Regions from separate parts of the Mus musculus genome. Here region 1 is linked to region 2. Evidence: chromatin loops called from intact Hi-C (ENCODE). Cell type or tissue: left cerebral cortex. All regions are shown on one strand. Links, peaks and the distances in the headings refer to the core of each region. The heading gives the core; the rest is flanking DNA. Region 1 overlaps Mrpl48 (mitochondrial ribosomal protein L48). Region 2 overlaps Rab6a (RAB6A, member RAS oncogene family).

Region 1 (5,384 bases), core at 281-5,280, 87 kb after region 2:
GGGGTTCTATTGTCAATATTAGTATTTCATTCTCTTCAATTTGATGAACTTTTTGGTGAGAGGAATACAGTATTAATACCGTACTTCCTGCTAAAACATTAGTTTATTTTTACCACCACACCTGATCCTCAGTGTCCTCACAGAGGCTCAGATTGTAATTTCATTTACTTACGAAGCTCAGGGGGAGAGGTATCTCACCAAAGCACGGATTGCTGGTAAATGGGAGACTCCAGACACACTGCTCTTTTCCCTGTAGAACTTGGCCTACGGAAGCTAATAGAGTGAGCACAGACTTGGCAGTAGTGATTTCCAACCGAGGTGACTGCCAATCATTCTGTCCCGCGCCGGGGCGGGGGGGGGGGGGGGGTGGGGTCCTGGTGACATTCAATGGATACAGGCAGGAATACACACACAGACCAGTACCCACAGTAAGAAGTGCCCGGTCTGGAGTGTTACTAGTGCTGACCTTGAGAGAAACTTCCAGAACTGGTTAGGTATGCCCTCTTATTTCTCCAGAAAAAGGAAGTGGCCAAGGCTTCCCTCTAAAGCCTGCCTAAGTGCTGGGCTGGATTCCTTTAGAATTGGCTCCTTTTTAGTAGCACCAAATAGATATTATCAGCAGGTTACACTTAGGGAATTGTGTCAGGCAAGTGTGGCTGGGGACATAGAAAGGCACTGAGCACAGTGTGTCCCCTCAGAGTTTAGAGATATCCTGGAGGAGATAAAGGGTGCCTGCTTACTTAACACTGGCGGCAGGTAAGCATCCTCATGGAGTAATGGCTGTACTCACCGATGACCCTGGTTAAAGTGGTGCTGCTGGCTTGAGTGGACACTCTAAACAGCTAACTCTTCCTCTGCAGCTATGCGATGCCTACCAAAACCATGGAAGTGATGCGACTGCCAGACCAAGGCAACAAAATGGTCCTAGACTCCATCCTTACCACCCATGAGCGAGTGGTGCAGGTAAGCACTCAGGGTGCCCAACTGCTTTTACTCCTCTGGCTCCCTCCCTCCATCTTTTTCTCCATCTGTCATTCTTCTCTTACTATTATTGTCTTCCCTCCCTTAAATCAGTGGTTCTCAGCCTTCCTAGTTCTGTGACTTTAACACAGTTCTTCGTGTTGTGATAACTCCCAACCATAAAGTTATCTTCATAAGTATTTCAAAACTGTAATGTTGCTATTGCTATGAACCATAATGTAAATATATGTGTTTTCCAGTGGTCTTAGGTGACCTTATGAAAGGGTTGTTTGACCCTCCCAAAGGGGTCTCAACTCCCAGGTTGAGAACCTTTGCCTTAAATGATGTCTGCATTCCAGAGCTGGGCTCTTGACTCCTCTGCCTCTCCTGTTATGAAATCACATCCATTCCCCAAGCTTCCTTGTATACCAATAACACACAAACCTAGGTGTACACAAATATATAAGCATATATATATATATATGCTTTTGTTGGATCCTCCACAATGTACTCCCTGACCTCACTGCAGGGAAAACTAATTTTTCAGGGGACAACTTCCCTCTTTCTAATCCTTTGAGCCTGGTGCTTGATCCTTCTTTGTCTTTGTTCATTGATCAAATTCCTTACTTTCTTCCGATTAAAAGTCTTTGAGATCCATATTTTTCACTTTATACCCATCCCAATGTGACCATTTACTTTTCTTGCTTTCTTTAGCTGTAATAATTTGTCTTTTCTTCTCTGCAGAGATAGGAGGGTCACAGCCACACCATGATAGAGGTGCCCAGAGTTGTTAGGAGCCCAGCAGCTCTGACATCACCTGCTGCCTTGTAACTTTACCGATGGAGTTAACATGCTGTGCAGTTTACTCATTGAAAGTATACAATTGATAGGTTTTTGTATATTCAAACAGTTATGCAACCATTACTAGTCAGTTATAGAACATTTTCATTACCTCTGAGATAGATCCTGTGTCAGTCAGCAGTTGCTCCTCTTTCCAAGCCCTCCCTAGCCCCTTGCAACCATGAATCTACTTTCTTTCTCTGGATTTATTGTATTTTATATTAGCAGAATTATACAATTTGTGGCCTTTTAATAAAGCATGGTATGATAACACATGCTTGTAATCTGAGCAGTTAGGAGGTTGAAGCAGGAGGAGTGTTGTGAATTTGAGGCTCGCTGGGCTATATACACTGAGATCCTACCTAAATAAACTAAAAATTCCACCTTCCCTCTGGCTGGAATACAGACACGCCCTTAGTACACACCTTTAATCCCAAACAAGGAAGGTAAAGTTTGTAGAAGGAAGTACCATGCTTGAAAGTGATGTCTAATTGAGTGGCAGACAAAGTGACGAATCAGAGAAAGATTTGACAGAATAGGATCTGCCCAACTCAGGAGGTGAGAGAGGAAAGGGAGGCTACTTAAAGACCGTGCAGAGGGAGGGAAAAGAAAGGAGTTTTACCAGAACAGTTATACAGAGACAGGTTACAGAGAGAGCGAGAGAGAGAGAACTAGCTAGACACAGGTGAAGGCAGGACGAGCCACAGCATGAGAAGGAGCCAGAAGGTTAGAGCATAACTGAGGCTAGAAGCTTCCAGGACTAGGCCTAGGTTAGCAGACTGAGGCAGTAAGCCTCAGAGGCAACAATTACATCAGGTGAATAAAAGTTGCAATGATGCACCAGCACCTGGCCAGTGTGGTAAACCTGAATTGCATCAGAAAATCAGTATTGGTCTGGTTGTGACATCCACTGCCTATAGGAACATTGGCCATGACTTTCTCAGCAAACACACACCTTCACAAATAGCCAGAGAAACCCTGCGGGGACTGGGCTCAGAATCCAGCTCTGTGTGTCAGCCTCTCCCTCACTGGAGTTGCAAGGGAGCCCAGGCACTGCTTGCGAATTACCTGGCCTGCAGTACACTCTCTTAGGCATCTCTCTTCATTTGCAGATCAGCGGTCTGAGTGCTACATTTGCAGAGATTTTCTTGGAAGTACTCCAAAGCAATCTTCCAGAAGGAGTCAGATTGTCCGTGAGGGAGGTAGGTACCAGTGTGGGAAGAGGCCCCCTTGTGGCCTACTTATGCTCAAAATGAGAATAAAGAAGTCTCTGCTGCTTAACGTTTGAAACAACAGAGAAATGTGTATTTCAGCCTAGCTGCTATCAAGAGAGGTGTGCAACCTGGTGGTGGGGTGACCATTCACTCTGAGGCCTCTGAGGTATCAGGGATGATGCTGTGTGTACCACAGGAGTTGGCTCCATCACAGAATTGTGACATGACCCATGACCTCCAGATTCTCTCCCTTCAAGTAGCTGTAAAGCAGAAACATGGTTTAAGGTTATAAATGTTATAATGCATCAGAGCATGAGAGCCTCCGGTGCTGCCTTGCCTTAGAGAGATGTTTTATAGACTGACAAGGTGTGTTTGTACCTCCATTGAATGTATCTGGTAAAGAATAGGAAACCTACAGAAATTAACACCGTTAGACTAAATGCTGGGTGTCAGTCAGGCCTAGTTGCCATGACAGCCCTTCTTAGGATACAGTTCCCATTAGGTCATGTTAACCTGGTGTCATCGCCTCATCCAGCTCCCCCCCCCCCCCCCGGTTCTGTCCCTGCTTATCTGGTAGTTATTTCAGTTTTACAGAGATCTGTGGGTAGGGTAAAATGTGCTGGTCATACTAAAAATACTACATGTAATCCCAGCACTCAGCAGGCAGAGCAGTCAGACTGAGGTACTTTACAAACCAGATGGCTTGAGGTCAGGTCCCAGGACCACATTGTGGAAGAAGAGAACTGACTCCCAAATGTTGCCATCTGACTTCCCATGTGGATGCATGCACAACAAAAATAGATGTAATTAAAAACAAAAACAAAATAAACAAATTCCTAGACCTTATGGCTCAGTGATAGTGTTTACCTCATATGTGGAAGGCCCTAGCCACCGCCATGATCATGTGATACGTCTAGCATCCTGACAGTAGTCGCTTACATATCTGTCTTGTCTCAGCACACTAAGAGGAAATGTGCTTTGGCCTTTATTCCTGGTACCCGATTCAGGTCTATATCATGCTACATACTACAAGGGCTGACTGTGAGTGACCCATTGTGGAGCTTACCATGGGCCCTTTTTGAATGCCTGTGTGTGGGGGTAAAAACTGCTCTGTGGTGACTGCCTTTTTTTTCCCCTTGTCCCAGCACACTGAAGAAGACTTCAAGGGAAGGTTCAAAGCTCGGCCGGAACTGGAAGAGTTGTTGGCCAAGTTGAACTAAAAATACTGCAAGCCCTTCATGTGATTGTTGGTCTCCGAGAAGCTGCTCCTGCAAGATCAGGGTTAAGGAGGAGCGTGAATGCTCGTGCTGGGAATGCCTCCTTGCATCTGTGCCCCGGGCTTGCCAGTTACCACTTCCCATAACAAAACCTAGGACCTTCTCCACCTAATAAATGTCTGCTGTTGCCAGTGTGTGTGTGTTTGTGTGTGTGTGTGTGTGTGTGTGTGTGTGTGTGTGTGTGGCTTTGGCTGTGTGTGTTTATCAGTTATCTTGTGAGGTATCTTTAAGGAATTCTGTTTCTCTTTGTCTGAACATGTTCTCATCCTACCATACTGTTTTAGAGTGAATTCATTCTCTAAAACAGTCTGATGTAAACTGATTGTTTGTTTGAGACACTGTCTATCTGTAGCCTTGGAACTTACTATATAGATGGGGGTAGTCTCAAACTCACAGAGATCCACCTGCCTCCTTTCCCCCAATTTCCACCCTCCAAATGCTGGGGTTAAAGGTTGTATGCCATTGTGCCCAATATGAACTCATCTCTTAAAGTAATACTACAGCATGGAGGTTTATGATTAAGTAGAGATTGCAACAAAAGCAAACTCTGTATTGGTCTATTTTTTGTTGCTATAATGAAGTTCCTGCATCTGGGTTCTTTATAAAGAAAAAGGGTTTGACCAATTGTAATAGTACATACCTGTACGTTCAGCACTTAGGAGGTGGAGGATTAGAGTTCAGGGTCATCCACAGGTACAGAGTGAGTTCCAGGACAACTTGGGTCACATGACATACATACATACATATATACATACATGCATACATACATACATAAAAGATGCTTGCTAAATGTGATTGCATGTATCACCCCAGCATCCAGGAGCTTGAAGCAGGAGGATTGCAAGTTTAAAATATTGAGGGGAAGGAAATCTAACAGCAAGCTCTTGCAAGCTGTGAGTGAATCACCAGCTGCCAACTCCCCTCAAAAGTCATAATCCCACCATACAGACCAGAAAACAAGTTGTGTGAAGTTACAGTAGCTTACCAAGGAGAACAACTCACAAGTTTTCTTCCGTAGAAGGCTGGATACAACATGGGCTGTCTGCTTCCCCTTATAAAGGTTGTCCTAAGGAGGAAGGGGCAGATGTTTCAA
Region 2 (5,384 bases), core at 283-5,282:
AAAAAACACCTTGAAAGACCCAACATTTAAAAAATGCTAAAAAATAAGGCATAAATCTGCATTATAGTGACTTTTATTTCCATTCTCTCCTTTCCCTCTTAATGCATACTTCCTCTGACCTGCCTCTAGGGACTTCCAAGGATATTATTTCCATATTCAAATTTGAACCCATGTCCAGAGCAGAAGGGTATTTGCTATTCTGTGAGGGTACTTTAGTTGTTAAACTTTAGATATTATTTCTACTAGATATAGCAGTTTTCTTCATGTTAAATTTATATTCTGATGGTTCTTAAAGGAAACTCATGTTTACAATGCCTTGTCTACCTAGCATTTTTTGGAAAAGAAACCCAAGTGAAATCTAATGCTTTAAAAGGTGTTACTTTTTTTTTTTTTTTTTTAAAAGACAGTATTTTGATAATTAAAACATTTTGGGATAACTGCTATAATTTCACCATGACGAAACAAGTATTAAAAAATGGTTCAGAAGTACTTGGCTACTTTTCCCTCCCAGAGTCTAGTAAAGCTCATGTGAAGGGACACCTGTTCTGATCAGAAAGACATCTTATATTCATTCCTTTACCTGTAAGCACTCAGTAAACTCGTGGACTCATTTTGAAGACATACCAGAACCCTTTCCAGCACTGCCCATCATGAGAGCAACAGCTGAGTTCTGCCCTCAAAGAAGGTCTAAGTAATTTATATCAGTGCTCAAGAATAATTTTGGACATTGTGGCTCATAGCCTGGAGCTGTCTGTAAAACTATGGATAATTTCAAAGGGCTGGGTTAGACTGCGGTTTGCCATGTCTTGTTTGTTTGAGAAAGGGAAGAACAGGGAAGGCGAAAAGGAAGAGGCAAGAAAGGCTGATAGACAGCAAGAAGGCAGGCAACGCTGCTATGAACACGCTGCTCTTTAACAAGCCACACACATACTGCTGAGATTTTCATCATTTTAAGTACATTATCATAACATTAAAAAGGGAAAAAAATGTTAAGAAAATGTATCTAATCCTCAAAGTTATCACGAGTATGCTGGAATTGTTTGGCTTTTAAAAAATATAAATAATAAAGACACTGACTTTTTTGTGCTTGTGAAGCTAATAGATCACCTCCACGAAACAGGCAGCAATGATGAATTGCAATACGTTATTACTGAAGGGAAAAGGTTCAAGCCAATATTCACACTGCAGTCAATGAAAGAGTATGGGGCCAAAGCAGTGAGCTTCTGCAGGAGGGTTGAAAGATGCCAGGGGGATTAGCAGGAACAGCCGCCTTCATTGACTGGTTGCTCCTGAGGCTTTTCCAGTTTTATGTCAATCACTGAAACAAAAGTTAAGGAGTTGTATACAAAAGTACAAGTCTAACTGTTGAATTCTGACATCTCTGACAAGCCCCTTATACTTGATTTCAGAACCTATTCAGTCATATATTCTCTCTCTCTTTGTTTTCCAAGACAAAGTTTCTGTGTAATAGCCTTGGCTGTCCTGGAGCTCACACTGCAGACCAGGTTGGCCTCAGCTCAGAGATCCACCTTCAGAGTATACACTGAAGCTGTACAGATGGTTGTGAGCCTTCAACTGCTTGTTGGTAATTGAATTTAGGACTTCTGCTCACTCCGTAAACCCTACTCACTCTGGTCACTCCACTCGGTAAGTCCCTGCTTGCTCCCACCCAAAGATTTATTTATTATTATAAATAAGTGCATTGTAGCTATCTTCAGATACACCAGAAGAGAGTGTCAGATCTCATAACCAGTGGTTTTGAGACACCATGTGGTTGCTAGGATTTGAACTCAGGACCTTTGGAAGAGCAGTCAGTGCTCTTACTCGCTGAGCTATCTCACCAGCCTGAAGAGGACATTTCTTTTTTGTTTTTTAAATAGCTGATTAATTTATTATTTTTAAAAAAATTTTTACTAGGTATTTTCCTCATTTACATTTCCAATGCTATCCCAAAAGTCCCCCATACCCTCCCCCCCCTACCCTACTCACCCACTCCCACTTTTTGGCCCTGGAGTTCCCCTGTACTGGGGCATATAAAGTTTGCATGACCAATGAGCCTCTCTTTCCACTGATGGCCAGGCCATCTTCTGATACATATGCAGCTAGAGACACGAGCTCTGGGGGTACTGTTTAGTTCATATTGTTGTTCCACCTATAGGGTTGCAGATCCCTTTAGCTCCTTGGATACTTTCTCTAGCTCCTCCATTGGGGGTAAAGATGACATTTCTTAAAGAATTATATATAGTAAGTATCTGACCATATCCTACAAAATAACTCAAATAAGGGGAAATTTTAATTTTAAATGTTACTCTAACTCAGTAGAACTTACTGTTATTAAAAGTAATAAATACTTAGAAATAAAAATCATTGACTACAGTGTCATGAAGTCTTCAGCTTAATAAATGTCTTTATAAGAGAAAACAGTAGAAGGTAAATACAATGAAAACCACCAATCAAAACTCTTAGAAATCATTAAATGTGTTTCATTACATCCTTTTTCTAAACTAAGAAGCTATGATACAGTTCCATTCTGAGTTATTTCTTGTGCCAAGTTTGGGAAAATCTGGGATACAAAAATGCAACTTCAGGAGACAGGGGATTTTAAGTTTTTTGCTTATTAAACAGCAAGTGAGGAAGCTAGGAGATAATGTTTCAGCAGCTAAGGGGGCTTGGTGAGCTTCAGAGGATCTGAGTTCAGTTCCAAGCACTCACACTAGGTGGCTCACAACTATCTGAAACTCCAGCTCCAGAGGATCTTATGACCGACCTCTTCTGGCTTTTGTGGGCATGCATGTACACAATCTTTGGGGGGGGGGGTGGTAAGGGAGAGCAGGAGACTTAAAGCTGAGCCTAGTTGGCAGTGTGCTTTGCAGGCAAGACACCCTGGGTAAACCCTGGGCAAAACTCCCAATACCACATTAAGAATATTTTTTTTTTGGTACATGTAATCTTTGTACTCTGACAGTGAAGGGTCAGATGTTTGGGACCAGGCTGAAATCAAGACTGTTTCAAGACAAAAACCAAATTAGACAAAACAAACTCTACCCTATCACATCCTCACAGAAAGGGAAAGGAGCAGGTGAACAAACAACAAAATCTGAGTAAGAAGCCAGGTCCATCTGGATAACTAGGCCTAATTTGCTACAGAACTCCTGAGTTTATGTGCACCCAAGACACCAATCTCTACATTCAAGGTAATAGTCTACTATGACAGTTAATTTTGGTTGGCAACTTGACTAAACTCATAACATCAGGAGATAAGCTTCTGAGTGCTTCCAAGGAGATCTAAGGTGGGAAGACCCACACTGGATATGGGTGACATCATTTCATGGGCTGGGGTCCTGGACTAAATAAGAAGAAAAAGAGCAGAATACCAGCATTCATGTTTTCTTCCTGACTGCAGAAGCACCATGACCAGCTGCCTCAAGATCGTAGATCGTGAGAGAGTTACTCTGCTTTGCATCTTCCCCACCATGGTGGGTGGGCCATGCCCTTAAACAGTGGGGCAAAACAAACCCTTCCACTCTCAGCTCCTTTTGTCTGGTGTTCTGTCCCACAATAGGTAACTAATAAGCCACAAGTATGGCTCCAAAAAATAGTAGTGACAGTCAATGTTTGTTCTCAGTTTGTTTTTGCTTTTGTTGAGACAGGATCCTTCTACAAAGACCTGGCTGTCCTAGAATTCACTGTGCAGACCAAGCTCGCCTCAAATTCAAAGATTTGCCTGCTTCTGCTTTCCCAGTGTTGGGTTAAAAACATGTGCCACTATGCTTGGCAACAGAAAAATTGTCTTAAAAAGCAAAAAGGATACTGTCTTCTCTGCTTCTGTCCTGTGTGCTTTCCATTCCAGGTAAAGCTGCAGCAACACGCCGGAAAAGCTGTGAGAAGAGAGGTATTAAGCTGACGACCATAGGATGGCAAATAGGTTATTCCTCACTTAGATGACAGAATCAAGAAAGCAAGTTAAGACCTTAAAATAATTGATAGTAAGGTTTTGTTACTGTCATCTTACAGCTAGTATATTGTGATAAAAAGTCAATTTAAAAGTAGAATTATAAATATATATACATCCAACATTAGCACACCAAAAAATAAAATGTTTAATAGATCTGAAACTATATATAGTAAAACAGGAATAGGGCAAGGAAAAACGTTGCTTTTCACATACACCAGACAGTAGATGCCAGGATGCACGAGAACTGTTTTGCTCCCAGACACTTTACCTATCTCAGTTTTTAACCCTCAACTCCAAATTGATGTAATATGCAGTACCTATCCTTACCTGCCCTCCACCAATCCTACCCCAATCTTACTAAAATCAAAGTCTACGCCATACTATCTGTGGCAACTGTATTATGAATTGGATAGTGTAAATTCTACACGGTGGTGTAATCAAACAGCTGTAGTTGCTCTTTAAGTCAATATCCTACTCAGGGAATAACAGAGCTTACACCAGGCACCCTGACCTCATGGACGATACTAATTCCAGCACATCTAAGACCCACAAAATAAGGACTCCCTTTTCTTCTAAGACCCACAGAATAATGACTCCCTTTTCTTCCCTACTTTTATTAATGTGGATTTTCCTGTGAGTCATTTTGGTTAAAGGTTTGTCTTATCTTTTCAAAACAAACAAACAAACAAACAAACAACAAAAGTCCACTCTTTGTTCTGATGATTCTGTGTATTTCTGTGTATTGTTTGTTGCTGGTCCCCTTTCACTAATTTCTGCCCCATCTTAGTGTTTTCTTTTTTTCCCCTCTACTGATGTAGAATTTGGTTTCTTGTTCTCAAGGCACATCATTAAATTTCTTACTTGAAGTCTCTCTGGTATGTAGGCACTTAGAGATATGTTGTGTTTTGATTCCAGGGATTTTTAAAATTTATTTATTGCTTGATTTCTTCAAGGACCCATTCATTGTTTAATTTCTGTGAGTTTGTGTGCTGTTATTGTTTCTATTGCTGTTTCCTTCAAGCTCAAATATTCTATCCCATCTTTGATCTATTCTGTTACTGAGACTTTCTACAGAGCTCGTTTGTTTGTTTGTTTTTTTAAAGATTTATTACTATATGTAAGTACACAGTAGCTGTCTTCAGACACCCAGAAGAGGGCATCAGATCTCATTAAAGATGGTTGTGAGCCACCATGTGGTTGCTGGGACTTGAGCCAACGAAACGAAAGTTATTAGGCTAAAAAAACCATGCATTCCACTACAATAGGAAATCTAAAAGAAATGAATAAATTTCTAGAGGCATATGATCTACCAATTTACCAAAATGAGATAAACAATTTAAATAGATCCATATCAAGTGAAATTGAAGCAGTAATGAAAAGTTTCCCAACAAGGCTGCCCAAACAAGGCCTGACAACTTCAACAAGAGTT

What was found. Hi-C counts contacts between places; a loop is a spot of excess contacts. Peaks named below come from ENCODE experiments on the same cell type or tissue, not always from the same donor. Only the 100,000 strongest peaks of a DNase experiment are listed, where the experiment ranks them.
Region 1: a loop joins it to region 2, with 2.3 times the contacts of the local background. A loop is called at or near these places in 3 of 42 quality-filtered maps.

Annotation. Positions count from the first base shown.
Region 1 is chr7:100,548,158-100,553,541 of GRCm38, reverse strand. It overlaps Mrpl48 (mitochondrial ribosomal protein L48), which reads left to right. Exons shown (of 8, transcript NM_198831.3): 6 at 861-963; 7 at 2,913-3,002; 8 at 4,160-5,384. The coding sequence ends at 4,234. Among named protein-coding and RNA genes, the nearest start is that of Gm39059, 6.7 kb to the right of the region's middle. In left cerebral cortex, for the core only: a CTCF peak has its summit at 3,046 (motif pointing left); a DNase peak (open chromatin) is centred at 3,006; H3K27ac peaks cover 1,077 bases.
Region 2 is chr7:100,635,189-100,640,572 of GRCm38, reverse strand. It overlaps Rab6a (RAB6A, member RAS oncogene family), which reads right to left. Exons shown (of 8, transcript NM_024287.4): 7 at 3,812-3,878; 8 at 1-1,318. The coding sequence ends at 1,254. Among named protein-coding and RNA genes, the nearest start is that of Plekhb1, 25 kb to the left of the region's middle. In left cerebral cortex, for the core only: CTCF peaks have their summits at 2,697 and 5,105 (motif pointing right); a DNase peak (open chromatin) is centred at 2,727.